Linked DNA regions of Homo sapiens: region 1 is linked to region 2. A link is a loop called in an ENCODE intact Hi-C map of the cell type or tissue named here. Cell type or tissue: dorsolateral prefrontal cortex. All regions are shown on one strand. Links, peaks and the distances in the headings refer to the core of each region. The heading gives the core; the rest is flanking DNA.

Region 1 (15,915 bases), core at 3,728-11,727, 410 kb after region 2:
CAGCCCTGGGCATGAATATGGCTCTCTAGAGACCTAGGAATACGTTGGAGCTTTTCAAAGTCTGTATGGACGTCTCACTTCCCAAATTTCTTTTTAAGCTTTTTGGTCAGCCTTTTATTTGCCCCAGCTGTTATCCAGTGAACTGTTATCCAGGTCGCTGAGATGTTCAATAATTGCCTCTGATTTTTTTTTCTTTTTTTTTCTTTTTTTTTTTTTTTTGACAAACAGCCCTGGAGAAAAGTCTGTTTACACTTGGAAAGCTTCAAGTCAACTCAAATAAAGACAGCCTTGAGAATGAGATCTTCCAGGGAACCAACAGAAAGGTCAAATGCTGACAACTCTCTGGAAATAGGCCTTTGAAGGCACTCCATCCCTATTCTGCCCCCTCCAGTGGCTGCTGGTTTTCTCTGTAATTGAAGGCTGCATATCTTCAAGACTACCATGGAGACCAGGGGATAAGGGTATGTATGGAAATAGGGCAAATTAAAACATCATAAAACTCATTGTTCTTATGAAGATTCAGACATTTTTCTTGAGCAAACACTTCTCGAGTTGCTGCAAGCCTTTGGTTAACTTCCAGAGTCCTGAAAAGTTGATTCTGACAGTTTTTGCCACTGTTCTCATTGCTTGTACGGAGGTGGGAATTTTTGAAGATCCTTACTCCCTCATTTTCACAGATGTCACTCTCTTATTTTATTTAATTTTAATTAATTTAGATTTAAATTTAAATAGCCACATGTGACTAGTGGCTACTGTATTGGACAGTGTAAGTCTATAAAATTCAATATGAAGTCAACTAGCCCAATGAAAGTTAACTCCAATATAGATATATACAAATACAGTAAACTCAAAATCACTATGGAGGAGGCAGGCCATGCATTATCTCCATTCTGCAGTTGAGGAAACTGAGTTGAGAGTCAAGACGTGGAAAAGAGAAGCCGAGAATAACCTCCAGCTGCTGAGGAGGCCTGGGCACAGTTGCTGATGGGGCATGGGTGTCCTCAACCACCAGCCCCACTGGAAACCTGGGGGCAGATGACACAACTGCTCTCCAGCAGTCAAGTGGAAGGAGCCTGATGTCTCATCACTGCCATGTGCCAGGATGCTCCAGCTTCTCTCTAATCCTCTTTTTTTCTTTTTTTTGAGATGGAGTTTTGCTCTTTGTTACCCAGGCTGGAGTGCAGTGGCGCAATCTCGGCTCACTACAACCTCCGCCTCCCAGGTTCAAGTGATTCTCCTGTCTCAGCCTCCCAAGTAGCTAGGATTATAGGCACCCACCACCAGGCCCAGCTAATTTTTGTATTTTTAATAGAGACAGGGTCTCACCATGCTGGCCAGGCTGGTCTCAAACTCCTGACCTCAGGTGATCCACCCATCTCAGCCTCCCAAAGTGCTGGGATTACAGGTGTGAGCCACCACACCCAGCCTCTTTAATCCTCTTATTAGTCATCCTATAGGTGGCCAGGAAGCCAAACAAAATGGAAATCTGCTGAATTTAAAACAATCTGATGCCCTTATTTTTTCAGTTCAATAAATTAAAAATATATGGTTTGGTTTCAAACTGATTCATGGGAGTTTAGGATTAAAGATTTTGTTCTCCTGGTTGGTTGGGTTTTCCTTGTTTCCTTTTTCTTTTAATCTTCTTTTAATGTCACGCTCCCATTTATGATTGTGTAAACAATGGATGTACGATTTCTGCACTCGGCACGTGAGTGCAGCTACCTCTAGTATCAGCTCATGGCTCTCTGCACTTCCAGTGCCTGGGAGACATGCATTTGCCAGAATCCATTACATTGTCCCAGGCAGGAGTGCCACAGGGCACCCAGACTTCCCAGGCACCAGCTAGTGGCAAATCACATCAAGCATTTGTGGCATTTGTTTCAGGAGAGCACACTGCAGCAGGGTGAGGTAGGAAGCCTGTCCCAAGGTATCCACTAAGTTAGACAATCCAGGGAAACCTTGGTTTACTAATCCAGATTTCAACCTGCCAAACCAGCTCCAGTGCAAGACTACCAAGCTCGCTTTGTATCAGCTTTCAAGAGACTCGGTGCAAAGGAAATAAGTGATGATGTGCTCAAACAGAGAAACCCATCCTAATTCCCAAAGACACCTTCCCCAGGAAGCCTTCCCTGACCCCTGGGCTGAACTGAGAATGCCTCCTCTGTGCCTCCCTGTCCCTGAGCACAAATAGCAGGGCACTCCACATGCTATTTGTAAATTACACGTTGCCATGTTGGCCTCCCCAGTCAGACAGCGAGATTCTTGGAGACAAATGTCTTGTCTTCATTACCCTAGCACTAGCACCAGCACCAGCAGGGGGCCTTAGATGCTCCCTGTGTGCAATGATCTGTGTGCATATCCTGCCTATGTATAGATGTCCTGGGCTCAGTACACACTTGTTGAACTCAACCCAGGATGGCTATGCCAGGACAGAGAATGTGGCTTTTAAGGGACCCTAACAGCCCATCTGAAAAAAAAACAAAAACAAAAAAACTTGATCCTTGATTTAATCATGGGATTTCTATTAAGATATCACACATTTTGGGTTTTTCCAGTCTGTCTTCTTCCTCTTACTACTGATCACGTCATTCCCCTGTGCCATGCATAGCACAGCCATGTGTGTTTGACGGACACAGGTTGATTAGTACACTGAGAGCCTTGCTCTCTCTGATGCCCTTGGCAGGGAGAAGCCAGATTGCAGGGCCTCGGGTATCAATGGCTTACACGGGACCTCCTTACTTTGGTTCCTTCTCCCAAGGAAACAGTTGCAGTCATAACAGAAGTGCACATATTCAAAGTCCGCTCATGCTGTGTGCCACGTGGTCAGGAGGGCAGTCATCTCCCAGGGCAAGAGGGCATTCCCAGCCTCCCCCTGGGCACATCTTCCCTGCTCTTGGGCAAAACCACCAGCCAAGATAACGCTTACATTATTGGTGGACTTCATTTTTGTGTCATCTTTATCCATCATTTATGTACTTGTTTAATGTATAAAATACATTTACATATTTAACAAATGTCTTGAGCACCCGCTGTGTGCCAGGTGCTGTGCTGAGCACCACTGGGTACAAAGATGAACTAAAATGTGGGTTCTCCCCAAGGCACCTGCAGGCCAAGCGTGCATAAAGGAAATGGACAAAACCATGGGGTTGAGATGAGAAAATATTAGAAGGAGGAGGGAGAGGAAGAGAAGAAGGCAGGTGAGGACAGTCCCTTGAGACAGATGTCTACGTGGGAGGAGGACGATGGATCTGAGAAGGAGCAATGCAGGGATGGAAGGAAACCGAGAATGCCACTAACAGAGTCCACTGGGGCCCAGCTTCATGGATTCACCCAAAACCACGCAGGCCTTTTACCAAGCACAGGGACACAAGAGATGCCATGCAGGGCCTGAGTTCCAAAAGCTGGGGCCCAGTGAGGAACCTGAGCTTCTCAGTGTGAGGAGGAGGTGCCAGTCCAGCCGGGAAGCCCTGTGGAAAGCAAACACCATGTATGGACTGGCCCAAGCTGTGTGTCTCACAGAGGTTAGCAAAGTCCTCCCATCACCAGGTGGTCTGCGTTGGCTTACTTGGAGCTTGCTTGTAATAATTTTGACCAGGTTAGTTACTTAGTAAGGCTGTTCACCCTATATTGACCGAAGCGTACACTCTTTGGTAGGGGCCCAATTTCGATATTTGTTACTCCTGATTCCAAGGTATGGATCAAAACAAACAACATCCTCAGCGCCCTACAATGTACTGCCCACACTGCTCCCCCCCACAACTCTCCAACACCACACCTCCAAAAAAAGTTCAGCCCTTCCATCCTAATAAAGAAAATCTGTGGCTCGCTGGGCACAATAGCTCATGTTTGTAATGCCAGCACTTTGGGAGGCTGAGGCAGAGGATCACTTGAGCCCACAAGTTCAAGACCAACCTGGGCAACATCGTGAGACCCCCATCTCTACAAAAATTTAAAAATTAGGTGTGGTTGTGTGTTCCTGTGGTCTCAGCTACTTGGAAGGCTGAGGTAGGAGGATCGCTTGAGCCCAGGAGGTCGAGGCTGCAGTGAGCTATGATTGCGCCACTGCATTCCACTCTGGATGACAGAGTGAGTCCCTGTCTCTCAAAAAAAAAAAAAAAGTCTACATCTGGATTCACCAATGCACATCACTCCTTTGGGGCTGTCTGTCTCCTGGTACCCGGATCAGGATAGGCAGCACTGTTCTTTAAAGCTCATTCCCATGCTAAGAGGTCATCATGGTTTCCTGCCTCTGATCTCACATTTGCCATGCCACTCCGATCCTTTCTGGGACTGAGTTTTCTGCCTGGGTGTTGCAGTCCAATTAAAAGTGAAAGAAGGAACGAGACCAGTGAGATCTAACCAAAGAGGACAAAAACCAGCAAAAGCATTCCAGGGAGAAGAGGCGATCCTCCTCCAACTTTACCCAGTGGTTTTGAGCCTTTCATTTCTCCATTCAAAAGCTATTTTAAAAGTTTTGGCTTGGTCCTAAACAGTGGTTGGGGATTTTAATACATGACTATCTATCCTGTTTAAACCTCCTCAGTGGAAATAACTGAAAACACTACCTTGTTTCTTCCTTCTGGGATTCCAATGTTTAAAACACATCATGTGTTTTCATTCTCATACAAAACTCTTTGTGAGAGTTTTCCTCACTTTAGATAGTGCTAACATTTTTTAAAAAAGTAATTCATTTAAGACTAAATAATGCTAGCAATGCAAAAAGATCAGAAGACCAGTGGGTTCGACTGGGAGTTAGAATCAGGGTTTGTCTGTATTATTGAAGGGAAAATTATGTCACACATGCACAAAATTGAACCTAAGCAGGTCACGTTCCCCTGAAGGCCAGCAAAGAAAGCTGTGAATCATTATAAAGCCCTTCCATATCTGGAGTGCTCACTGAACCAGATTCCTGAAGGCAAGCAAACAAAAAGCTGTTCTTTTGCAAGCTTTTGTTGGATGCCCAAGTGTGTCAGAAGAAGAACAAGTATCTACTAGTAGGTTGGCATTAACAAAAAGTCAGTATTAGAGAGGAGGGAAAAAAAATCAGGGAGGCTATGTAATTGGAGTTCTGCAGCACCTCAAAAGCTCAGAGTAACAAACACCTGGCCACCAGGTGACTCATGCCCCTTGCTGCCAAGCACATGGAAGGGTCGAGTGGGGAGGCACTCGCGTGCACTGTGACAACCTCTGAGCTGCCGGAACTGCAGTCAGGCCAGTGAGTGCCCCTGGCTGGGCCGGGAAGACCGGCCTGTGCTCTGATCCTGCCCCTCTGGTATCGTTCAACCCAGTCAAGCCTGTTCAACAATTTCTTCTCTAAAACAGGCTCTTTGATGCAGCCTCATTTTGTGTTCAGTGACATGAAAGAGATACTGATGCTGATTATCAAAGGCATGCCTCCCAACCACAAGCAGCTAATGCCCGCGGGATGTAACAGTATCTCTTCCTCCAACTTCTGCATCCTCCCGCTGGGAAGGGCTCAGTGGCCACGGAGCACGTCTTTTTTTCCCTACTAATTTCACATCGGATATTAATCCATGTGGGAGGAACATGGATTAATACCTTAAGCTTGTAGGTCACACTCAGGTGAACATACTCCACGGATCTAAATGCCACGGAGACAGAGAAAGGTGCCTCCTGGGGCTCCTGAGGGAAGAGGCTCCCCTGAGAATCTCCTGGGCCATCGCCACACCTGGCCCCACCCTCTAGAGGCCCATTACACCATCCATGGAAATCTATGTTAATAACATCTTCAGAATAAAAGATAGAGCACCTTCCTATCCTGGGTTAATTAGTTTCCATTCTAAGCACTCAAGATAAAATGCCCAACAATAAAGATGTCAAATAAACCCACATGTTTACAGTGGAATTGCATACAATTTAAAAGGATATTTCATGATGGGCAAAATGTTCATGATATATCAAAAAGAAAAATTTTGATTACAAAACAGTATGTACAGAATGACTTCCGTTTTGTAAAAATAAAATAAACTGAGTTGAGCATGTGTGTTTGTGCTTGCATAGAGAAAAGTCTGGGATGAGGCCCACCATGGCAGCAACAGCGGCCATCTCAGAGTAATGGGGCTGCACACGGCTTGCCTTTATTCTTTCTTTGCTAATATATATTTTCTAATTTTTCCACAAAGTATATTATTTCCTTGAATTACAGAAGTTTGGAATTTGGTCAGATGATGCACAGTCAGGAAAAGGAAGCTGTCCTTTCAAAGAAACTGTTCATGTGTGTAGAGAAAACACAGCCATACCAAAAGGGCTAATTTTTTTTTTTTTTTTTTTTTTTTTTTTTTGCCAGAGCCTCATTCTTTCCCTGAGACTGGAGTACAGTGGCATGATCTTGGCTCACTGCAACCTCTGCTTCCCAGGCTCGAGCGATTCTCCTGCTTCAGCCTCCCCAGTAGCTGGGATTACAGGCACGCGCCACCACACCAGGCTAATTTTTGTATTTTTAGTAGAGACGAGGTTTCACCATGTTGGCCAGGTTGGTCCCAAACTCCTGAGGTCAAGTGACCTGCCTGCCTCGGTCTCGGCCTTCCAAAGTGCTGGGAATACAGGCGTGAGCCACTGCCCCTGGCCAAAGTGCTTATTTTTAATTATGTTTATGTTTTTATTTTAAATAACAGCTAAGCCAATAACAAAACAATTTCCTTTGTCCTTGCTAACAAGACCTGTCGATCCACCCATCTCTTGGCACCAGCAGCCTGGAAGAGAAATCTCAAATTAGTTGAGAAAATGAGGCGGCCAAAATTGTTCTTGCTGTCTACCTAACCTCATTGTCTCTCCATCAGTCTCTTTGTGGAGGAACATGTGAGGACCACATACGTTCTGGTGGCTCTGGCTCTGGGATTAAATGAAAAAAATGTAGGGAAACTGTAAATCCTAACTCACCATACAAATGTGAGTTTATTATCATACTATTATTATCTGTGTGATATCCTGGTTTACCTTTAAGGGAGCCTGAGTTTCAAACCTGCAGTAGAAGGAGTGAAGGCTAAGATGCCCTCCCGCCATGGTCTCTCTGACGACTGCTGGGCTGCCGAGAGTCTCAGACCTCTGGGAATAGACTGAGATCCCAGTCTAATCGCGGAAGGATGCAGGCAGTGAGAAGCTGAGGGAAGACTTGGAGCAAAGATCGTTCATGAAAAGGCTCAAGAGTATCTGACCCATTGAAGTCATCATTACAGGGGACGGATGGAAAAGAATGTCTGTAGAATAGTACGAAAGTCAAAAGTTCTACTGGAATTTCTTGCCGTCTAGAAATGCACACCAACCCACACATGCAGGTGCACACACACACTACATGTAAACGGTACACACAAGCATGCACACGGATTTTGTTATGTGTGGAGGCATATGTGTCCCCTCCCAAATACACACTCCTGGAAGCTCACACTGTTTTCCTAGTTCCACAAGAGGTTAGAAAGGCTGCATGGGTGTTAGCCTTGCCCTCCCCGGGCTTCCCGACATTAAATGTATCAGCAGGTCCATAAACAGGCAAAACGCTAGAGGCTCGTCTGGGCAGCTGGGCTCGGGGTCTGATTTTCCCACATCGGGCACTCATAGATTTACTGCAGCAGGAATGAACGTTACTCAGAGCATGTTTCTCACCCTCGCTAAACTAATATTTGATCTCAGTCCCTTGGAACAAAACACAGCCTCAGTGTCTGCTGAGCAACCCTGAGCATAAAAGAATAGTCAGGCACGGAATTGGAGCCAAACAAAAAGGAAATGAAGTTCATTTCTCTTTTTCTTGAGCTTTAAAAATAACTCTTTGCCTTCCTAACCCCCGTCAGATCTGACCGAGCGTGAGTCCCTCCTCACCTTCAGGAACTTCACCCCCACCCGCACCCTTCACACCCCAGGGCGGCCGTTCAGGCTTCCCTGGACAGGCGCGGCCCGGCCTTGGCCGCTTCTCCCGGGCATGAAGTCGAGGTCACGCTTCCCGAGAGACACTGGGAGAGCGCCCGCCTGTGGCTCCTTTGCTCTGAAGGGCGTCTGGACACAGCGGAGACCCCCTCGTGGGCCCAGGACTCTGCAATCTTTCACTGAGCTCAGGGCTGGGACAGACACTCGCTGAGCGTCCCCGGGCGCCCCGCACAGCGCTCGGGGCCAGGCTTCCGGAACACGGTGCCCCCCACCTGCGCAGGCCTTCCGGGCTCCTAGAGCGGTCCTGGGGCCTGCGGGCCCCACCTCCCCGGCAGGGTGGGCGTCTGCTGCCGCCTGCTGCCCCCAAGTGGCCGCCAGCGAGGCCCTGGGGGCCCAGGAGCGGCCTTCCGCTGGGGTGTTGATCCGCACCCCCATCCGCGGGCACCGTGGTAAGTGGAGCTAATTCTGAGTCTTTGCGGGCCCTTTGAGGGGCCGGGGGTCACCGAACAGACCTCAGGCTGTCACATAGCAGCCATGCACACTCAGCTGTGTGTGGAGCAGCTTCCACTTTCCCTTCTCCTCCTTGAGTTCAGCGCAATGGAAAGGAGAAAAGCGAACCTGCGAAGCGGCCTAGTCCCTGGCACGCCCGCCCTGCTAGCGGCATAAGCCTGTCATTCGACTCCCCAGAACCTTCCTTCTTGTGATAACACCTCTGCTACCCACTCAGGGGGAGAGTGCAAGACACAGGCTCTGACGCGGGGACGCCATTGAAGAAAATAAAGCCCTCCCCAGATAGGGGTACAGAGAACACGCAAGATGCCCGCTAAAATTGGAATGCAGAGAACCCACGAGTAATTTTTTTTTTGAAACGGAGTTTCGCTCTAGTTGCCCAGGCTGGAGTGCAGTGGTGTGATCTCAGCTTGCTGCAACCTCCGCCTTCCGGGTTCAAGCGATTCTCCTGCCTTAGCCCCTGAGTAACTGGGATTACAGGCGCCCGCCACCACGCCCAGCTAATTTTTTATATTTTTAGTAAAGACGGGGGTTTCACTGTGTTTGCCAGGCTGGTCTCGAACTCCTGACCTTAAGTGATCCACCTGCCTCGGCCTCCCAACGTGCTGGGATTACAGGCGTGAGCCACCACGACCGGACAGTAATTTCTTAGTATAAGTATTAATACATCTCGAGTGTTGCATAGGACATACTTATCCCAAAATTTTTCATTGCGTATCTGAAATTCAAGTTTAACTGGGTGTTGAGGGGGAGATTGTTATTTTGATGTTTTGTTGTGTTTGTGGGTTTTGGTTTTGTTTCTAACTTCACCAACCCATCCCCAAATGCCAAGCATCCTGTCTGAGCAGGACCACAACTCCTGAAGCCCCTTCCCACAGCTGCTACTCCGCGACACCATCACAAGTGGGCTAAAGTGGAGCAAGCATTTTCCAAGTAGAAGGAAAGCAGTCAGCTGTCGAAGCCGGGGCTGGAGGACGCCTGCGCCTGCTTGGGGCCCTGCAGCCCGCACCTCCTGAGCTCAGCGGGCACCTTAGGACAAGGCACCGCTGGCCCCGGGAGTTGCCTCTTATCTGATCCCAGCCAATATTTTCTCAAAGTCAGACGTGATAAACACTTTTAAGGCCTCAGCATCTCCCAGACATCTGTTATTCATTTTCTTTGGCCTTGATTTGGTCTTAATCGTTTGTAAGGGCCCAGGCATGCACTCGACTATCTGATTTGGGTTCTGCGCCGGCAGCGTTCTGGCCAGGAGACCTAACACCTGCATTTGTGGCAGAGCCGTTTGACACCCACTGCCTCATTTCGTCTTCACACATTGGGACACAGCAAGGTACAGAGCAGGAACCCCAACCCTGGCTGTACCCGGACATTGCATGATGGGAGAGCTTCCAGAACCCTTCCCCCTACGCCATGCCCCAGACCAATCACAGCAGAGCCTCTGCGGTGGACCCCCGTCCTGGTTGTCATTGTCAAAGCTCTCCAGCTGCTCTCCGAGCATCTCCAAAGCCCAAGACGGAGGACGCTGGCCCAGAACAGTGGTTCTCAAAGTGGGGTCCAGGCACCACAGCATGAGCATCACCTGGGAACTGTAGAAATGCACGTTCTCAGGCCCCTTCTCCAAACTGCTGAATCAGAACCTCTGGGTTCTAACCTCTCCCACTAATTTTGATGTGAACAAATTGAGGATCACTCCATTTTTTTGATGTGAACATTTGAGGATCACTGATGCAGATGAAAGCACAGGCTTTGGAGATGAGAGCAGTCCAGCCCCAATTCTAACTAACCCCAGCCACACGTAGCCTCTCAAAACTCAGATTTCACATCTGTCACAGGAGGGTGATGTTATCTGTCTCATACATAGCACTGTGGTGGAGATTAAGTGAGATGAGACGAGGCACATAGGTTGCACAGGAAAAGCCTGACAAAATCCCAGTAAATGTAGTGACCAGCCATCCTGGTTTGCTCCTGACAGAGGGAGACCCTGGGAGTCCCATCGTACTGGGATGAGTTGCTCGTCCTATCAGAGAATGCGAGTTCTCTCTGCCCTTGAGGGATGTAGGGAAGCCTTTCCTGTCCTTTCGGTAAGTAGAGACCCTAAAGGCTTGAAGGGACTTATCTGAGGCCCTGTACATTTGTGGGACAGCAAGGCTAAACCCTAGTTGCCTGACCCCAGTGAAGGCTCTTCTCTGAACCTGTGTGTCGCACCTCTGAGTAACACGAATGCCCATTCTAAGCTCCTTTTTAGTAATAACGCGTTGAATCCACACAATTTCAATCCACTTGAAATGAAGACCAGGCCAGCTCCACGGGCAGCAACCTAGGCAGTAACACAGTGCCAAGTGCTCAGCTGCATGCCCTCTTCTAATTTTTGGAAAGGGGTCTCACATTTTCATTTTGTGCTGGGCCTCACAAATCGTGTCACTGACCCTGTTTAGAGAGATTTAGTAACTCACACGAAGCCGCCCAGCTGGCCAGTGGCGAGGCCTGATGAAAACCCTGGGAGCTGGCTCCAGAGCCCGGACTTGTGATAAGGATGCTCTCGTCCCAAGAGTGGACACTTCTTTCACAAACACCAAGCACAAAGGGAATTTCACATGTTGTGGGGCAGACTGGAGGAGCTTAAAGCCAGTCCTCACCTCACTGCGAAGGACAAGACCCATTCACAGCTGCGACATCACTCACAACGCTTCTTAAAATGCTGACTTTAAAGTGCCCCAGAGTGCGGATCATCTCTGTGTATTAGCGGCATAAAATCACACCCAGTCATTTTTCTCTTCCCACTTCAACTGAGGGAAAACCACTTAGAACATCCCCCAACCCTGGGACTCATAATAAATAATAACACCTATGGTAGGCATCGCCAGGGTCTCACCTCTTTCCTGAAGCAGGCAATCTCCTCCCAGACCCCATGGCCCAGCTGATGTCCCTGTACCTGTGTGCACTTGAGCCCAGATTGTCCAGAACTGAGAGACAGACACAGGGTAACACCCTGGCCCCTCCCCAGTGTCTTCTTTTTCCCTCTGTGACCCAAACCCAAGGTTTTCTCTTCTTCCCTTCTGAGCCGATCTCTCATTCTCTGAAGGATTTACACAGGTGCGGTCACACCTTAGCGTGGCTAGCATCAAGGTGGACATACTTCTCCTGAGCATTTTCAACCAGTGGAATGAAAAGCTTTATCCCCACTAAAACACCTCAGATATGTGTCAGGAACCCACCGTGCTGTACATGGGAATGGCAGAATGTCCTGCCCAGGTACCACCAGCCGTGTGTGAGTGAGGTTCAGCCCTAACTCTGCAGGAATTCTGTGGGCATAAACCAGCTCACCTTCCTTCTTCACTCTCCTCCTCTTCCTCACTTGGTTCACCTGTCATCCCTCTTGTGAAAGATGCTGGCGCTTAGCCACAAGCCTTCATTAGGCCTCTGCTCTCCTTTCATGGCCCAGCAGGTCTCACTGTGCCCACAGGGCTCTGAGTTCAGCACGGACAGCAGAAGGCCTCCTATCGTGGGAACTGACAGTGACCGGGCCCCTGTTGACTGAAGCCAGAAGAAACAGGGAGCAGATACCCCAGTAACGTGACAAGCACATCAAATGAGGGGAAGGAGTGGGCAGAGAAGCAATGAGGTCTGCAGTCATTGTCCCACATGGATGTCCAGGAGGATTTGGGAGGCAAAGTCCAAGTCAAATGTGAGTCCGGGGAGGAGGTGGCATCCTATCCTGTCACATTCTACAGTCATAGCTTATTCTGGCAAGAATTCTACAGTCACAGCTTATTCTGTCTAAACCATTTGAAATTTAGAGAACTATGCTTGAAGAAGACCATAACAGAGAAATTTCTTTTGGAGGCAGGACACGATTAGAAAATGGATAAGAACTTCAATGAAAAAAGGAAAGAGACTGAGGTAAATTTCAGCCAAGTGTCTGCACAGGCCATAAACAGACTCCAAAACAACTGCCCTGGGAGAAGAAAAGGGCCCCAGGGCAGATGGAGGCCAGTGCAGGAGGCTTTAGTGAGGAGGGCCAGATCTGGGTCAAATGCAAGGTTGAGGACGTTTGGGTCAGGGTCAAGTGAACTCTTTGTGAAGGAAATGTGCCTGTGCAGATTTCAGTTTCCAGAGGGGAGTGGATGGCTGGTAACTGTCAGGTCAAAAGGAAGAGAGGCAAGAAGATACTAGATGTCATGGACTCAAACCTAGTAGCAATAACAGGAATACCGTAGTACTTCACACACCACCTTATGTAGATTGTCACTCAGTGCTTTTAAACAATAATCACATATTTCAGAGAAAAGAGTGAAGTATACAATAGAACCCGGAGAATGTACCCAAAAAAAAGGTCTAGAAGAAACATCACTGCAAATGACGCCCTCTGAGAGTAGTCAGGAAACTATAAGCCAAGGTTTACATGGTTATTGGGCCTCAAAGTATAAAATGAAAAAAGAAAAGTTTAAGTAAGTAATTTTGGGACATATGAAATCTAGGTGTCGAATGAAACAGAAACATCTTAGCAAGGATTTGCTTCCATCAAGCATGCAAGCTGCCTGCCAGTCTCGGGACCCAGCCACATAGCTCTCGTCCAGCCTTGTGTCGTGTGCATGGTAAGTGTTGAATGCAGTGGAGGATGTTCTGCTTTAGTAAGGGAAATGCTAGAATATTACCCTTCAGGGAGGGTTCCAGACCCCCTGAAGAAAATCATGGACTTCCCTACTGCCCTCATTCTTAAGGTGGGCAGATAGTGCCCATGCCCCTTCATATCAAACCCACAAGGACAGATGGGGAGGCCAGGGAGATGGGTGGTCAGGGTTCCAGGTCCTGCTGGAGGCAGACAGCTGAGGCCATCCAGCCTCCCCATCCCAGAACCAGTTTGCCTCCTAGGGAGCAACCATGTATGTCAATAAGGGGAGGATTGGGATTCTGCCAGCAGGAATTCTGTCATACCCCAGGCAGAATGGACTAGAAAACCCAACCAGAACATCATCCCAGCACATCCAGATCACCACTCTGATCCTCCAAGGCCAGTGGCCACTCTGCTCTCTGCTCTCCTTTCAGGGCCCAGCAGGTCTCACTGTGCCCACAGGGCTCTGAGTTCAGGACCGGCAGCAGAAGGCCTCCTATGGTGGGAGCTGACAGTGGCAGGGCCCCTGTTGACTGAAGCCGGAAGAAACGGGGAGCAAATACCCCAGTAACATAAGGCAATCCAGCAGGTGGGGTAAGGGCCAGGCTGTTAATCCACTTAATTCACTTAATCCACTGAATCCACCTTCCCAGATCCAACCTCTTTCACCTTCCCGGATCCAACCTCTTTCTCAGTATGTGACTTTGAGAAAATTACTTGTTTAACTTTCTACTTTCTTATCTGTAAAAGGGGATGATGATGATAATTCTAGAATTTCCCCCTAAGATTCAGCAGGAGGAAGAAAAGGACTGAGCCACCTTGGAGCTTGAAACAGGAAGAACAGAAGAGAGGTCTAAAATCAGGGTGAACCAAAACTACCGACTGTAGAGGCCTCCGATTAAACAGTCGATGCACCGACAGACACAGAGCTCCTAAAACTCAAAAATATTTCTACCTCCGGTTAATTATTCATTGAGAATTAACAAAGCGGCTGCAGTTTTAGCCACCCCAGGGGTGTGGCTGCGAGAGCCTTGGCTTTGAGCTTTGTTTTTACGATGCAGCCCTCCACCTCTTCTCTGGGTTAATGAATCCACTATTCATTGCTTTTTAATGTGGATTAATTTCATCATTCCCTTCATTTAATTCAACTAAATACCTACAGGCTAATGCTGATCAGGGGAACAGAACACAGCTTTTCTTGAAATATAGGTTAAGTTTTGTTTTCCACCATTATGGTTTTGCCAGGAGTCTTAAGTGCCCAGCTGCTCTTTCCTCAGCAGAAATGTTGCTTACAAAACAACACATGAGCGTGTGGTTGTGGAGGAAGTACACGTTCTCATGGCACAGCTTTCCCATTACACAGTCGCCTGTCCACGCAGCTTGCTGGGGTGGGAGAAGGCCGGCCTCCAGTTACGTTTGACCTGGCGAGGCTGGAAGGGCCAACCAAGTGGACGTCTTTAATCAATATGGCGGTGGTCTTGCTTAGGAATTGCCAATTCTTACAAGTGAAACATTCAGAGGAATTACCTCATTCAGAGATGATTGTGGTTGAATCAAAGGCTTTCTTTAATGATGAAAGGCAAAAATTACTTTGATGTTGGAAAATCTTCCTCATACACATGGAAATGCATGAAGGGGACTGCAAATGCTGCAGAATGTGGGAAGAACACCAAACGGGCAGGGGCAGGTCCTATGTATTTCAACTGCTTTCCAGATCCAGACAAGAGGACCTCTGTGTCAGAAAGAAGAGAGTGAGAGTGAGGCAGGACTTATGGGTTTCAACCAGATTTAGGCCCTGTTGGTTTTGGATGCGGAGCACCAGAGTGAGTTATGCAGACTGCTCTTATCAGTCTTGTGAGCCCAGCTCATGGCTTGGCCAGCGGCTCCTAAAATGAATGACCCAGATGGCGAAATGATGAGTTGCTTCCTTAACTAGCGCTCTTTTCTTTAACAGTATTTTTATAGCCTGTATTAATCGTGGTTACATACACATGACAAAAAATGTAACCATTTTTAAGTGGGCAGTGCAGTGACATCAAGTACATTAGCATTGCTGTACAACCACTGCCACCATCCACCCCCAGAACTCTTTTCATCTTGCAAAACAAAACTTCAGTATCCATTAAACACGAAATCTCACCCCCACCACGCCCCCTGGAAGCCCCAGCAACCACCCTTCAACTTTCTGTTCTATGAATTTGATTGCTCTAGGTACCTCATATGGGTGGAATCATACAGCATTTGTCTTTTGCTTTGCAGCCAGCTTCTTTCACTTAGCATAATGTCATCAAGGTCCATTCATGTTGTAGCATGGGTCAAAATTTCCCCTCTTTTAAGGCTGAATAATATTCCATTGTGTGAATATGTAATTCACCGTTGTGTGAGTAGTAGATCCAGTCATCTGTCAGTGGACACTTGGATCGCTTCTACCTTTTGGCTATTGTAAATAATTCTGCTATGCAAACAGGTGTTCAACTATCTCTTTAGGACACTGATTTCAAATCTTTTGGATGTATACCCAGAAGCATCTTTCACTAGTGATCTTTTACAATGGCTGCGAAGTTAACAAGTATTGAAATGATTTTCTTTTGTACAAAAAAACATGCAAAGAGCTTTACTGAAATGTGAAGAAGTGTATTCAAATTCTTTACATGGCCCAGTGTGGTGGCTTATGACTATAATCTCAGCACTTTGGGGAGGCCAAGGTGGGCAGATCACCTGAGGTCAGGAGTTCGAGACCAGTCTGGCCAACATAGCGAAATCCCATCTCTACTAAAAATACAAAAATTAGCCAGATGTGGTGGCAGGTATCTGTAATCTCAGCCACTCAGGAGGCTGAGGCAGGAGAATCAATTGAACCCTGGAGGCAGAGATTGCAGTGAGCTGAGATCGCACCACTGCACTCCAGCCTGGGC
Region 2 (15,915 bases), core at 2,963-10,962:
TACAAGATGAAAAATTATAAGATTAGTCGTATTACAATTAGTCATGTATCAAACATTTTAATAACTTTGTTCCTTTAATTCACTATGTTTTGATTATATGAAACCAAATATGTTTTACTTCAACTGACCATCTGGGGTGGCAATCTACCATCTGATTACATCATTGTAACATTACATTCAGTGTTATCTTTCATTGAGATAATTCAGCTATTACTAGTCTCTCTTTGCAGATGGGAAAACTGAGGCCAAAGAGTGGTTTGCCTAAAAGTCACAACTTTAAAGGGGCAGAGTCACTGGGTTTTCTGGCTCTCAGTAAGGTGCTATTTGCAGCTCTAAGACTAGACAGAAAAAAAAAGTAGAAAGTAGAAAAATTGATTTAGATGTGTTTTGAGACATTCAAGCTAAAGGGGAAAGGTAGGAATGTTACATAGGCTATTTGGACATTTATTGCAGTTGGTATCTGGTACTATAGTTCATTATTTCATGCATAAAATATTCAAACGTTTTAGTGTTTAAAACAGATTATTGCACGCTGTAAGATAGGCAAGTGGACCAGCTAACTACTAAAATGCTGCCCACTGCCATGAATCTCTGAAATTTTCAGTATTAGGACTTGACTAGTCCTTTTAGAATGTACACATTTGTGTGTGTGTGTTTTGGATTGTGCATATTCAGGGAGAGGAGCCATATGAAATCACATTTCATCTAGCTGAAACTTAGGTCTCTAAAGCAGAGCTAAGCGAAAACAGAACAGTCCTCTGGGCCACCAAATTCAACATCACAAAGTTCACACGATGCCTAATCTCCATAGTTGTATAAAACTTTGAAATGCTCAAAAGATTTTTCAAATACATGGTCTCCTTTGATCACCATGCCATTTTTTTTGAGGGTCAGAGGACAGCCAAGGCTGTTTAATGTAAAGACGCAAACTTGAAGTTCAGAGAGTTTTGAGATGCCTCTACAGGCGCTGAGGGTTTATGTACCTTCTGTTCTGCGAGAGCATACCAGGTGCTAACTTAGAATGTGTTTTATTTTCACATACAGAAGTTGGTGACTTTGATGCTTCTGTCCTTACAAAAAGAGAAAACTTCTACAAACAGACACAAACCCAAGGCTGGAGGATTGCTTGAGATCAGGAGTTCGAGACCATCATGGGAAACACTGCAAGACCCTGTTTCTACAATTTTTTTTTAATCAGCCAGGCATGGTCGCACATGCCTCTAGTCCCAGCAACTTGAGAGGCTGAGGTGGGAGGATCGCTTGAGCCCAGGAGGTCAAGGCTACAGTGAGCTATGATTGCACCACTGCACTCCAGCCTGGGCGACAGACAGAGATCTTGTCTCTAAAAGAAAAAAAAAAAAATGCCCCAGAGTCAAAAATAAATTAACCCTATAAACCTAAGAAAACCTTACATGCTTGTATAGTTTATTGTCTTACACTGTGTCTCTAAATTTTTCATAGGCTTTAGCCCAGTGCCTAAATTAGTAACTCTTCATAGACTCTTGATTGATTAGATGAAACCAAATGTTTTACTCCAGCAGACCCATTCGAGTTAAATGAACAACAGCAAATATGGTGGCAAATCATACTGGAGAAGAGACTAGCATCATAATGTGCACCACGTTAAGTTCAGCTTGGTCTGGGAATGGCTTAGCCTTACTTGTGTAAAGCATGAACTATCTGCTGCTTCTACTCCCAATCCCTGTATTCTTGGAGAGCCTCTAAGTCTGCGTACTCAGCACACGTTGCTCTGCAGTGGCAAGGAAAATTTCTTGAAGCAGGGTCAAGGACACCAACCAAAGTCTGGAGAATTTATAGAACAAAAGATCAACATGGCTATGAGCTCATCCAGAATGAGCTACAGGACAGCAGGTTTAGGCAGGAGTCTCTGGGCATAAGAGGTCAATCAGTTGGCTGATCTTATGTCAGTGGGGACGGCCATACAGCGGTGGGCGCAAAACATCTCCCCCTGTGAGATAGCTGGATGAGCACAGTCTCCATCAGATGTGGTGTCCACAGGGTGCCCCAGAGATGCAGCAGGTGGTAAACTGTAAAGCTGTACTGCTGGCATTTAGACCAGACCTTTGTGCTTTTCTCTTGGAACTCGAGGGTTGAGCAACTCCAAAATCATCAGTAGAAGTAGATGCAAGCAGCACTTAGGTGGAACTCTTCATCTTGCGGAGGTGATGTCCACCCGTGATGGGTGGAAGAGAGCCTTGAGTCTCAGCGGAGGGTTTAGGGCTACGAGGAAACCGAGACCCCTTGAAGTCAGACCTTCTCCTGAGTATGAACTCTTATTTAGATTCCAGGTCTCCTCATCTCATTTTAGGGCCTCTTCCACCTCCACTTCCACTTCCTGTGCTTCAAGGTCATATTTTATCTCTCATAATGGTTAAAAACTTGGAAAGCAAGGGCCTTATGAAACATTATGTGTATTCAATTAATTGTATGCCAGATTCCTGTTAAATGTGTATACCACATCACAAATTCCTTTCTTCATTGCATCAATTCCACCTTTGCTGCTTCTAAAGATATGTTAGGCTTTCCTGTTCTGGTATCCAAGTATTTTCTACTTCACCACAAGCCCCTGGTTTCTAACCATTATACAGTCTTTTAACACAGTAAACTAAGCAATGTCAGTCTTACCTGTGGTACTTGTGGGTGTTGTTTTGTGTTGTGTTGGCCTTGCTCGTCATAGCTGTTTCCTTTGTGCCCCTCTGTGGGATGGCCTTTGTGCTTCCATGAGGGTGAGCCATGGGGAAAACATTCCAGAAGAATCTATTCTTGTTGCAGAGCAGGCCTGGATTGTCTGGGAGAGTGACAGACAAGCAGAGACATCAGAGGCCACATTCCCGTGTGCAATCTGCCATACTTTATAGGTCCTCAAACTGCCTTTCCTGTATTTTAATGCAGAACAAAGTACAGAAAACGTTCTTTGCCACTGCATAGCTGGATGTGCAGAGTATGCTAAGACTAGTGGCCCTCCAAGAATACAGGGAGGGGACGATAAGGGCAGCAGTTGTTCATGCTTTATGGAAAAGAGACGAAGCCATTCCCACCCCAAGCTGAAATTAACTTGGTGCACATTGTCACCAATTCCATGGAAGCCACTGTGGCAGACAGACCTCATGAAAGCAAACACTCTTCAAGGTGGGTCGTCTTGTTATAAAGCCATCTGAAGACGGCTGACCCAGCCTATTGTACTGAATTCAATAGCTTGGGTTTTAAATCTTGACCAATCACCTGCACAAAACTTTGCTTTAAAGACCCTCCCCTACCCCCTCCCACACATTCACCTCCCACTGTGCCAGAAAGAAATCCCTGCCATGGAACCCAAGCATTCATTCATGCAGGTCTGACCCCTGGGGTGTAGAAGATGCTGGAATGGAGGAACTATAAAGTGCTTCCAGTCAGGAGTTACTACAACTACCACCAGAGGACACATCCACCTATGTGTTGTCCAGCTCCAAGACCTAAATCCTCACCTTGGATAATAAGTGATGCTGACAAATATGCTGTATTCTATCTGCTGCTGGCCAGGTTAGCTCCAAGAGATAGGTGGCTGGTTAAGCACGGCTGTGGCCAGAGACTTCTAGAGAAGCAAAAACTGAAATCATCTATTACCAAAATAATTTGAAAACAAAATTATCTCTCTCCAACCAGCCAGAGAATAGGTAGATCTGAGAATAAAGAAGAATAAGGAAAAGAATTGTTGCAGCACAATCCTTGAAGAATGCCGTATACAGAGAGCCAAGCAGTAAGGAGAGAAGCATGTCAGACCTTTTTTTGTTCCACAAAGCTTTACTGAGAACCAAATCTTATTCTTCCTCTTACACATGTATATTTTTGAAAATTAAGATCTCTACAGTGACAAGTCTAGTCACATGTGTGTGGGAACTACTGCCGGCAGATACACTCTTCATTTGAAAACCAGTGGTTTTCTAGAATTTCCCAAGAGAATCTACTGAGTTATCTCTAAGGTCTTGCCAAACACTGGTGATAAGAGTTGAAGGAATCATAATATATTTTCACTTTTTCCATAAGAAGGGAGGCAGCATCACCTGTGGTTAAGAGTACAGGCTTTGGGGTTTGTCGGAACAGGATGAAAATTCTGATTCTATCACTTGCCACTTGTGACTCCTTGTGCAAGCCAGTGGTCCTAAGAGCGATGTGAGTTGCTGCTTAGAGTCTATGGTGGGTTAGGGAAGCGGATGATGGAAAGTACTTAATGCACTGCCTGATTCCTGAATGTGCTTCATCCATGGTCAAGTGGGGTGGCCCAAGGGGCTGCAGCTCCGATTGCCTCCGTTTAAGTCCTCCCACATTCTATGCCACCTATTATGACTATTGCTTGGAACGTGGACATGTGCTTTCCATGTCTACTTTGAGTCACTCATACATTCAATGAATATTTACTTAGCATCCACTGTATTTCAGACACCATGTTCTTAAGTGCACCACTACTTTCATTAGGAAGGAACAGAAGGCTTCCAGACTAGACGAAAGACTCTCAGTGAGAAATACTTCCCAGCTTCTCTCACTCCCAGGTCCCCTGCGCTGTGCTCTGCTTTGCAGGGCTCAACATTCATCTCTTTGGGCTTCTTTTTTCTGCCCTCATCCTCCCAAAAGATACCAGAGTATTCTTATGTCCTCTGTCTTTCTTTCTTAACAGAATAAGAATTGATCTTATAAATGCATTCATGCTAAAATATAAATAATTTGTAAGTTCAAAAGCATTAGCCTTTATCTGGATTTTTGCATTTAAACTGCAAGTGAAGCCCTGAGCCAGAAGAGACCTGGAAAGGTGGAATTCCATGGCACTCACGATGTGTCGCTGTCACCTTTACCACCGGTGAACCACTGACCTGTGTTTCAGAGACCGCCCTCCCCCTCTTGGGGTGTGAGTTTGGAGGGAGTGGTGGAGACTTGGCTTTGCTGTGTTTATCTTGAGCCCTGGGCCAGCCAGATTTCTCTTTCATTTACATTATAGCTGTGGTCGTTTTATTTATTGATTTTAGCCGGGGGTGGGGAATTTGGTAACGTCACTGAGTGTTGTCTTTTGGTTCTGTTCTAACTTGTAAATGTTATCTAGTTCTATTCTGTTTTCCACTTTATGTAATGTAGATCCAGGATCTCAATTATCTGAGCCATTAATCAGGTTGCAAAACCTTTCTCTTTCCCACGTGAAAGCAAAAAGGAAGAGTGGGACTTGTCTACAGATCGCCACCACACCTGTTAGTTGGATTTTTAGGATTGTCTGCTTCTCACATACAGTTCCCTCCCTCACTCTCCCTTTCTTTCCCCTTCCTTTCCCTCCCTTCTCCTCACTCTCCCCTGGGAGAGAGGGGATATAAGGTATTACTGAGAAAGACTTCACATGCAGGGCAGTAACCAAAGACTACCAACTTTTTATCTCACACTTTGTCTTGATCACTCTCTTCCATTTCCTAGTGGTGATTTCTCCATCACTAGCAAGCTGGGGATCTGTGATTTCTAGTGCTCGTCCCTGCTGGCCTGTGGCCCCACTCCTGAGGTCCTTTCCAATAGATGAGCAGTTGATGCATTCCACACCTGGCAAGAGCTGGCATTGAATATGGTGATGATCCTCCGTATTGTCCAAGAACACTGTGAGATGGAAAAGGCTGAGGATACCTGCAAGTAGCAGGCTGTGTCAGGATGGATTTTGCAGGCTCTAGATGGATCTCAAGATGTGTCAAAGGCTCCAAAATTGGCGACAGTGGCCTGGGGCTGGGTGGAGTGAGTGATGGCTGGCCCAAGACCCAAACAAATTACTCTGGTATTTCACTATTATCTAAGGAAAAGATAAGTAGTCTATCTTTATGTTTGGGACCTTAATCTCATAAATGTCTGCCATAACAAGCTTATTTATAGCTCATTATAAAAATTAGTGTACCTGGCTTAAATAAATAAGTGGTACAGACCTTGACAGACACCGGAGGATTGCTAGAGGTTTGCCAATCTTGCAGATGAAAGCAAAGATATGTTCTTACCAGACTTCCCATGCAATTTTTTGCACTTTCTATTCCATTTAGATACAAAACTCTTTGAAGTTAAAATAAATAGAAACAAAAAGACAAAAACAAACAAAAAACCTAAAAACATTTCTCTGGACTGCAGTAAGCCTCATGACTCTTTAAAAGACATGGGAAATGCAAAGAGAAGTTTCTTTTAGTCCTACTGAGAGGTGTACTGTCCATGTTTATTTGAAATTTCCCCTTTGTTTATTTTCTTCTTTAGAAGTAGAACAACTTTTTCTAGCACTATGAAGATGTGGTGTCTTCGACCCATTAAGTTAATTTCATTTCAAGTGGAGATACAAGTTCTTATGAAGTTTTTACAAAACTTCTGTTACAAAAGCAGAAATGGGATGGTTTAGCTTTCATTTTCTTTTTGGGGTGCAATTTAATTTAAAGTTCATAAAATATGCATAATGACTAAAATACAGCCTGAATTTACACACACAAAAAAATGGTATTAAAGGACATTGTATATTATTACCCAAATGAAGCCATCTTTAGGCAGCTGTTAAACAATCAAGCTTTGTGTGTGTGTGCACGTGTGTGTGGTGCCCACTTCATACATTTACAAAATACACATGGTAATATGAATAAACTGAATAAGTTAGAGAAAAACAAAGCAGAATTGGACAAAGTTAATACTGCCAGCCAGTTTACAATCTTCTTTGAGCATTTTAACATGAACATTCATACAAAAAAGACAATATTAAAACCATAAAGTCCAGAACCCACTCCTTTTACATAAAGTGGAGACGTGTCACTAGATTAGACAACATGGCTTTGTAACACTAAAACAAACCGTCTGTTCAAAAAGACCCATGCACAAGGAGGCATTATTGGGCCTTGTATCTGCATTGAATGAGCATTCAGAGCACTGATTTTCTATTGTCCCAACTCCATGATGGCCTCCCCCAGCCTCAACACAGATGACAAAAGAGATTTTTAACGATGTAGCACCACGGTAGTTAGGACCCACAGGGCCAAGGCAGAGAGGCAGCTGATCAGAGGCACAGGGAGGATTCTGATAGTGTTTCATGGTCTGGCAACGTAAAACCACTAGACTGTGTTATCAGTGATAGGGTGTTTGTCCTCTAAGGCAGGACATTGCAGCAGGCTCCCAGGAGAGAGTGCCACAGACTGCCTAATGGTGGAAGAGCACTTTCTATTCTGTTCCTTAAGGCTAAGTACTCAACAGTTTTTTAGGCAAACATTTTTTCAGTCGCATTGAAGGTCACAGCTGCATTTGACATGACTTGAATTGGCTGTTTGAGGTGTGTCTCAAACTTGTGCTATTGGCAGCAGAGGTCTGAATGTCTAGGTTGAAACCTGTTCCCCATTTTAAAATCAGTTCATGCTGGATCAAAGGTGAGACCCCTGTCAGGGTTAGCAACGAGTTGCTGATCTGTGTGGTAATAAATAGCTCTGAGTCTGGGAGGAATGGCTGGTGAGGCTGGAGTGCTGTAGCATGTAGAAGTGCGGACGTTGGTGTCTGATGCGCTGCAACGAGGTTTTCACTGTATCGGTGTGACTCTGATGCATCGCTGGATCTCTCTCTCTCTCTCTGTTGTTTTTTTTTTTTTTTTTGAGACAGACTTTCCCTCTGTCTCCCAGGCTGGAGTGCAGCGGTGCGATCTCGGGTGATTACAACCTCCACCTCCTGGGTTCAAGAGCAGGAGGTTTAGCCTCCTGAGCAGCTGGGATTACAGGTGCGTGCCACCACGCCTGGCTAGTTTTCATATTTTTAGTGGAGATGGGGTTTCACCATGTTGGCCAGTCAGGTCTCGAACTCCTAACCTCAAGGGATCTGCCCACCTCAGCCTCCCAAAGTGCTGAAATTACAAGCATGAGCCACCACACCCAGCACTATCACTGGATCTCTTGAACACCCACTTTCTCCTTTGTAAAGTGGTGGCAGCAGCAGAGCTGATCTCTGATGGCTGCTGTGAAGATTCGATGAGATGACCATGGAAAGTTCAATAGTGGTGACGGGTGAGCAGCCCAGAGAGAAGCTGAGCAGGTGAGCTCCTCCCGGTGCTGGCCTTTGCCTGGGACCATGTCCACAGCCAATTATGAGAGCAGACTGCAGTACTCCAGACAGCCCTGGATCCACTTATCAGATTGCACAAGCTAGGAGGGCCTTCAGTTGTAGAGCAGCAGAAGCTAAGTTTGGTTAATTTAATCACAAAGCATAGAGCTGGCCTTGTAAAGACATAGTCACTGCACCATCAGACCGGACAGTGCAGATTGCCTCACAGACACCACTGACATTGGGCTCTGGAAATAGCCACTAGAACTATGGCCCTGTCCCCTCTGAAATGGTGGCTGGCTGCCCCTGCTGCCCCCACCCATAGCAGAAAGGATTCCTAGAGAACCCGTCTTATCACCACAAGCTTATGATCCAAACTTAGGGTGGATGGGCTGTTTGGCAATACCTAGATCTCATACCTGAACCCCCTACCTGTGAGGGGGCAGGCATTTTTAGCTTTTCTGTGGGAGGTGGGCTCCTCCACTAATCACGTCCATGGAGTTCCCTAGTTGGGAGGCCAGAAAAAATGAAAAATGTCTACTACAAGACCCTGACAGATGTCCCTAGGGTTTCCTGTAATTGTCTACTTACTGTCTGCACACTCAGCTTGTAATAATGAACTGATTCCCTAGAGGCCAATGATAGACTGATGTTTGGAGTATTTGACAAGGCAGAAAATTTTCTCTCATATCCTGGATTATGTTCATTGCTTTTATGCCCAAAGTGAAGGGAGTACCATTTCCTCACAGCCTCAGAAGTGGGAAGTGAGCTCGCATGTTTAAAGACCTTCTACATACCTGACAGTTGAGACAGACTGTGGATGGCGGAAAGAGGACTGGACAGAGTCAGGAGACCTGGTGCAACCCGGGCTATCACTTACTAGCTTTGTGAAATTACTAGCTTTGTGGGGTCATTACAGCAGATCTCTGGATGCCAGTCGCTGTATCTGAAAAATGAGCATCATCATCATAACTATCTAAGGGAACTGTAAGAATAAATTACATGACGTTTACGACAGTCCCTGGGACATAGTCGGCATTCAGTGCCCTCAGATGGTTTGGTCTTTGAGCTTTGATTACCTCCTGAGATGATGGTTAGAATCATGCCTGTGTTGTCGGAGGGTCCTTAAGATTCCTCTCCCCATGGCCTCTTCTTGTACTTCTTAGCACGCTTGAAGAAAAATCCCTTACGGGAGCCTCATGCTCTGGGTTTGGGCTTCCTGTCTCCAACAGAATCCAAGTTTTCTTTGATCATGAGAAAAGCTGTGTCCTGAACCAGGAAAGAGGTCAAGGATAGGAGGAAAAGACAGAGAAGGCATAGAGTCCAGGTATGGGGACACGAACCGAGAGGCAATGGGGCTTAGGCAGGGGCTGGGTCTGTGTGACCACCTCACAAGACACAGAAATGAGAGTTCCTTTCTTACTAACTGCATTAGGCATAGGAGGACTCCCTTTGTGTTCCTGGGGGCTTTCTGCCTTGGGGCCCCTTGAAGTTACTCAGGCTTTCTGCATGGCTGCCCCATGGGGCTGCCTGATTCTGCACTGGAGCTCCTGAGTGGATTCCGGCCCCTGCGACTGTGTCAAGAGGAAGCCAGGTTTGAGGACTGGCTGATCCTGGGCTCTGCAGGCCCACGTGTTTTCCTTTGACTCAACCCACTTGAAATTCCCTCCATCTTCTCTAAAGCTCAGAAGGAGGAAACTGGCAGGCCTCCTTATAGAAGGTATCTAGGAGATGAAGCCAGGGAAAACAAATTGGGAATAGAAAGTAACGTGTTGAGACGTGAAGATGGAGGACGACGCTGGACGTTGAGATGAGAGGTCAGACAGGAGAGCTGACTCAAATCTCCGACACCTGGGACTGTGGTCCTGAGAAGTCGGGGATGCCTGGGTTGCCGGGAGGTGAGCTCAGCGTGTCATATTCATTGTCACAGGCTCAGGCCTGGGCTATTGGAGTCCCAACCCTGTGTACTGAGAGAGGTTGAAGAAACTCCCCATGCCCCTCCCTGTGCTCAGAGAGCTTTTACTCCTAGGTAAGCCCTGCCAGCAAAGTTCATGGAACATCATCAAAGCTTTCCCTAACCCCTAGTAGGTAGAGGTTTTCTAGGGAGAACATAGACTTAGCTAGAGCTTTTTAGGGTATTACTGGCACGTGTTGATGTTACATCATTCAATGCAGCTATAGCTTTGCCTCTTCCCAGGCAGAAAGTAGGTTGGAGACTGGAGGATAGAAACACAGGGCATGACTGGGAAAGCCAGGGAGGAGGTTTCCAAAGTGGTGTGTGTGTGCCTCCTGCCTTAGTTGGGACAGGAAGGAAATAGTAGTACTTTGCCTTATTGTTATTCTTATGTTAAAAATAAGAAATACTGAAGATTCCCTAATTTTTAATTCATAGGCTGGCCCATGATCCTCAGTTGGTCTGTATGTCAGGAAGTCTTGAATCACACATCAAATGCCGTGTGCCCATGGGGACCCCCACACAGAAGGAGGCACCTTTTCTCCCTGTTCCCTTCCAGTCCATGACAGGTGGCATGTCATCTGCCTAGGGTGTCAGCCACTGGATCTTTCACTAATATTCACTAATAATCTTTTTTTTTTTTTTTTTTTTTTTTTTTTTTTTTTTTTTTTTTTTTTAACATGGAGTCTCCTTCTGTTGGCCAAGCTGGAGGGCAATGGTGTGATCTCGGCTCACTGCAACTTCTGCCTCTCAGGTTCAAGCAATTCTCCTGCCTCAGCCTCCCACAGGCATACACCACCATGCCCAGCTAATTTTTGTATTTTTAGTAGAGATGGGGTTTCGCCATGTTGGCCTGGCTTGTCTTGATCTCCCGACCTCAAGTGATCTACCTGCCTTAGCCTCCAAAAGTGCTGGGATTATAGGCATGAGCTACCATGCCTGGCCTCACTAAGAATTTTAAATGGAAATACTTACAATATTTTGTAATGAGATTCTGAGTTAACATGAAAATCTTTTCTACCACACTGAAGTTTACTGCTATTTTATGGTAAAGTTCTTAGAAAAGTTGTCTAATATACAAATAAGTAGTGCATTATTTCTTATTAATAAAAGGCAACATGTTTTAGAAATTCTGACCTTTTCTATAACAAAAATTCATTCCATGTCAGTGGAGAGCTACCTAGCAGGGTTTTTGTTGGGTGGTCGGTGGGAAGCTATCTCCTAGAGAAGCAAGCCTCAAAAATAAATAATAGTAAAAGTGACTTAAAAGTGACTTAAAAAAGAAGGAAGGAGGGAAGGGGGGGGAGGAAGGAAGGAAGGAAGGGTTTCAAAAGAAACACTTGCTGTAGAAAAAGATGAAAATAGATGTTTGTGATTATTTCAATCATTATATGATTTTGTTACTAAAATAATACAAAAACCTTCATATCTCTACTCTTCCAAACTCTTCCAAACTCTTTTCAAACAGTTGGAAAGAAAATTCTCTCAAATGTCCAATTTAATGTCCAAAAATTAAAGTGCAAAACTTTCTGATTAGTTTGCAAAGAAACAGAACACTGCAAAATCTTGATTGAGGTAAGGAAATGAAAACTTTTTATGTAAATTTCTAAAACACTGATGAAATTGGTGGATGGGATTGAAAAATAAGTGGTGTGATTTAGGATGCCCAGCCAATAGAGTTTCTTCCATTTGTAGCTATGTAATGTGAGTCTTGCCATCTTCAGCCACCAGAGCCACTACAGCAAAGAATCAGATAAATGAGCTGAGAGCCAGATATTTAAATCACTTTATCACAAAGTGCTAAGGCAAGATTTTCAAAAAAGCATAGTCAACCATGAAGGAACAAGATTTATGTATCATTGATAACCTTTAAAATATTGCTTGGTTTACCTTCATCTCATCATTTTAAAAATCTTAGTCTTCCTATATGTCTCCTTAAGGAAATAGCAGTGTGACACTTTTTTTTTCTTTAATCAATAGGACTAATGTGGTAAAAAAAAAATAGTGATAATAGACCTCGGCTCTAAATGTTTTATAAATTTGGAGAAATTTGATTTCTTTCCTTCAGGTGAGGCAAATGGAAGATGATCTCTTCTCCACTGAACTTTCTTCTAAAGTTAGAAGGCGCTTTAATTGCACTATATAAAATTTAAAGCTAAATTTAAAACTTCAAGGAGATTACTGAAATTTGCTAATTTCATGTCTCAAATAAGAAGTGAAGGACAAAGAGTATTAACCTGAGAAAGTGTGTATAATTTTAAATGTTTAACTATTTATAAACATATTGACTATGAGATTTTTAACATTATATTAATAAGCAAGGGTCAAAAATAGCTGATAGCAGTACATGAAAAATCATACAGAAATTGTTGACCACTTGACTATAGTAACCTGTTTAATTTAATTGCATTTGTCTTAAAAGGCTATTTCCAGCCTCTAATTTTGATACATTTTGAATAATTGGTTTACTAAATAATACCAGTTTTTTTTTAAAGGGCTCATATAAATGATATGCTGTAAAGTGGAATTTTGGTGAATGTTTATGCCACATTAACTTTAAATAAAAAACCTTTGATTTTAAGTTTAGGAATACATGTGCAGATTTGTTATATAGGTAAATTGCATGTCTTGTGGGTTTGGTGTACAGATTATTTCAACACCCACATAATACGCATAGTTCCCAGCAGGTAGTTTTTTGATCCTCTCCACCCTCCACTCTTAAGTAGGCCTCACTGTCTGCTGTTCCCCGCTTTGTGTCCTTGTGTACTCAATGTTTAGTTCCCACTTATTAGTGAGAACATGCAGTGTTTGGTTTTCTTTTCCTGCATTAGTCTGTTCAGGATAGTGTATGCCATGTTAACTTCATTGCAAAGATTTGCATATTCTGTATGTTCACTGAAATCTGGTTATTTTAACTGAGTTCTTTATGATTAATATTTAATTGATTTTAATTGCATACTCCTGTGGAGATAATAATACAGCAGCATTTGAATTTTCAGTTTGTTTACCTGCCTACTTTTGATTCACCAATATATTGTCACTTCCATCTAGTTTCTCGTTAATCACCACTCCAACATCTATCTACGCCTTTCACTTTATGGCTCCATGAATATATAATCCTAAAATATTTGGTCTGTTCAACTCTTGGGCACAAACTTAAGTTAAAAAGGCAATATAATAAAATATGCTATCTGTTAGGAATTCACAATAGTTACTGAACAAGTGCAAAAAGATTTAATTTGTAGAGCATCTAATGGACCCAATCATTATTTCAGTAATGAACAAATAAATTAATGAATAAATTAAAATGCTCAGCTGTTCCATCATAAAGATACAACATTTCCTGGATTAACTATATTGTAGTTAATTGCATGATTGCACGTGGGCTTATTTTGTGTCCATTCAGCAAAAATGGGACAGCTAAGCTACTCGATTGAATGAATTCCAGTCAAAAACCCAAACTTTGTTGTTAATGGCTTTAAGACAACTTTAAAAGTGAATCTTCCAAGTTATAACCTTACAAACCATTTACCTAGTTTTGAACCTGTTTTCTGAGTCCTTCGGCAAGCCAAGGCCCTGGCATAGGATTTGCTTCCTACTGAATATTGGGAAGTCTTACCCTAACTGCTTCCAGGTGTCCTTTCCGGACCCATCTAGCCCTTCCAGAACATTAGCACTTGTTTGGGGGAGAAAAAATCCTTTTGAATCAGGATCTGTTTTTCAAATGTTCAGCGCATGAAGATTGGCCATTTGATGTGGTCAAAATCACATTTCTTCTTATGTATTTGATGAATGTTAATTAGTTGTTTTAGGTTTTCTCCTAATGATTTACTTTTAAAAATCATGCCAATTGTATGCTCTTTCAAGACAATACCATATAAAACATACATCTGAAATGTCACATGTGGTTTGCTGAAAACAATCATGTTTCCTCATTGCAAGGTTTTTTTTCCTTTTCTTTTTCATTAGATTCACTGACTTTCAACATGTCAAGTAAAAATTCTGGAAACAAAACCAGTTAAATTATATTCACATGAACAATAACAAGCTGGCCCAGAAGGCAGAACGGTTTGTTTGACCACAACATATAAATATCAACATCAATATAAAATCAATATAAACATACACACATATGCATACATATGTGTATGCCTAGATCTACATCTTCAGACACCAAATGGCCACCATAAACTTTGAAGATTAAGCCTATTTTAAAAACACAAAGGAAAGAAAAACCTATAAAGGAGAAGAAAGCTTTGAAATATGACTGTAAACCATGTGAAATGCATTTAGGATTTTCAAAGTGAATCGAAGCCTTTCAATTTCAACAGAAGTAAATTGCTGTCATTATTAATAGCAGACATGTGGTAGTGTTTTTAATTGAGATCAAAAGTGAGGGTTCTTCCTAGTACAAAGACAGTGCAAACTCAGACTGTGAAATGCTCAGGAGTGATTGGGAGAAGTCAGAGGCTTTGTTTTGTTTTTTATTTTTTAAAGTGCCTGAAAGTTCAGTGTACAGCCTTAGAGTTCAAGGGATAAGATAGTTTGAAAAGTGGTGGCAATCCTTAGAGCAGGAGAAAAGCTGTCTATTGTTCCAGTATTAAATGACAGTATCCAAGATCTGTGACTTTTATTGAGAATTAGGGCAATATTTACCCATACAGATACTTCAAGGAAGCATATAAGCACCTGCTCCTCTTCATTTTCTGACAATCCTCTCACTAGGATTACATATTTCTCTCCGACATGGTTTGACTTAGGAGACTAAATATAACTTAAGAAGCATGTTCTCTTAATAAAAGAGCTAATAAAACTGCCAAGGATATATAAACATAGACTGATATTACCTGGAAAGCAACAGAAAGTGGCAACACTGCAAAGAAATTGTAGTTGGGTTGGGGAGATAGACATGTTAGCAGATAATTGCAATTTAGTGGGATGGGTACAATAATAAAAATAGGAACCAGGCCCATGGTAATGTGTGGAGGGGACTAGGCAAGTCTGCTTTGGGAAGCAGGTCACTGCTCCCAAACTTCTCATACTTCAGCATGCCCCAGAACCCCCTGGAGGATTGCTGGGCCCCACTCTTACAGTTTGATTCAATAGATCTGGGGTGAGGCCCAAGAAAGTCCTAGAAAGTCCCCCAGGGGCTGCTGCTGTTGGTGGTTGGGAGCCTACCCTTGGAGAACCACTGTCCTAGAGGAGGAGATGCTGGGTGGGTTTTGCAGGAGGAATAAAAGGAGAGGACCATCCTAGGCATACTTTTGTAAATGCCAAGGGGGAAGCCCCAGGTAGGAAGACTTTGGGGAAGTCTTAGGGCTGTAGGGAAGGGCCCAGGTGAGGAGACCAATTTCCCTGGCTTGCCAGGGGCTGAGAGGTTCCCCAACGCAGGACAAAAACCAGGACAGTCCTGGGCAAACTTGGACAGTTGGCCACCTGGGAACAGCAAGAGGATGAGACCAGACAGGTGGGCATAATTCACACCCTGATTGTCCTGGGCCAGGTCAAGGGGCTTTAACTGGAAAGCCACTGGGAGTCATAAAAAGGGCGGTAAACATGGGAGAATCACAAGGTGTTTTTTTTTTTTGCTGTGGGTTGGGGGGGGTGGTGGCGGTGAGGAGACAGAGTCTTGCTCTGTCACCCAGGTTGGAGTGCAGTGGCGTGATCTCAGCTCACTGCAACCTCCGCCTCCTGGGTTCAAGCAATTCTCCTGCCTCAGCCTCCCAAGTAGCTGGGATTACAGGCACCCACCACCATGCTCAGCTAATTTTTTGTATTTTAATAGAGATGGGGTTTCACCCTGTTGCCCAGGCTGGTCTTGTACTCCTGAGCTCAGGCAATCTGCCAGCCTCAGCCTCCTGAAGTGCTGGGATTACAGGCATGAGCCACTGTGCCCC

Evidence for each region. Hi-C counts contacts between places; a loop is a spot of excess contacts. Peaks named below come from ENCODE experiments on the same cell type or tissue, not always from the same donor. Only the 100,000 strongest peaks of a DNase experiment are listed, where the experiment ranks them.
Region 1: a loop joins it to region 2, with 2.0 times the contacts of the local background. A loop is called at or near these places in 3 of 110 quality-filtered maps.

Annotation. Positions count from the first base shown.
Region 1 is chr18:10,024,872-10,040,786 of GRCh38, reverse strand. LOC105371983 (a long non-coding RNA gene) reads left to right here and starts at 11,842. Exons shown (of 3, transcript XR_935135.2): 1 at 11,842-12,073; 2 at 12,867-12,983; 3 at 13,435-13,547. RefSeq lists an enhancer at 5,206-5,707 and a silencer at 8,168-8,317. In dorsolateral prefrontal cortex, for the core only: CTCF peaks have their summits at 8,033 and 8,234 (motif pointing left); a DNase peak (open chromatin) is centred at 8,295; H3K4me3 peaks cover 1,036 bases; H3K27ac peaks cover 875 bases; H3K27me3 peaks cover 576 bases.
Region 2 is chr18:10,433,864-10,449,778 of GRCh38, reverse strand. No RefSeq gene overlaps it. Among named protein-coding and RNA genes, the nearest start is that of APCDD1, 13 kb to the left of the region's middle. In dorsolateral prefrontal cortex, for the core only: CTCF peaks have their summits at 6,912 and 7,113; DNase peaks (open chromatin) are centred at 6,577 and 7,048; H3K4me3 peaks cover 493 bases; H3K27ac peaks cover 2,828 bases.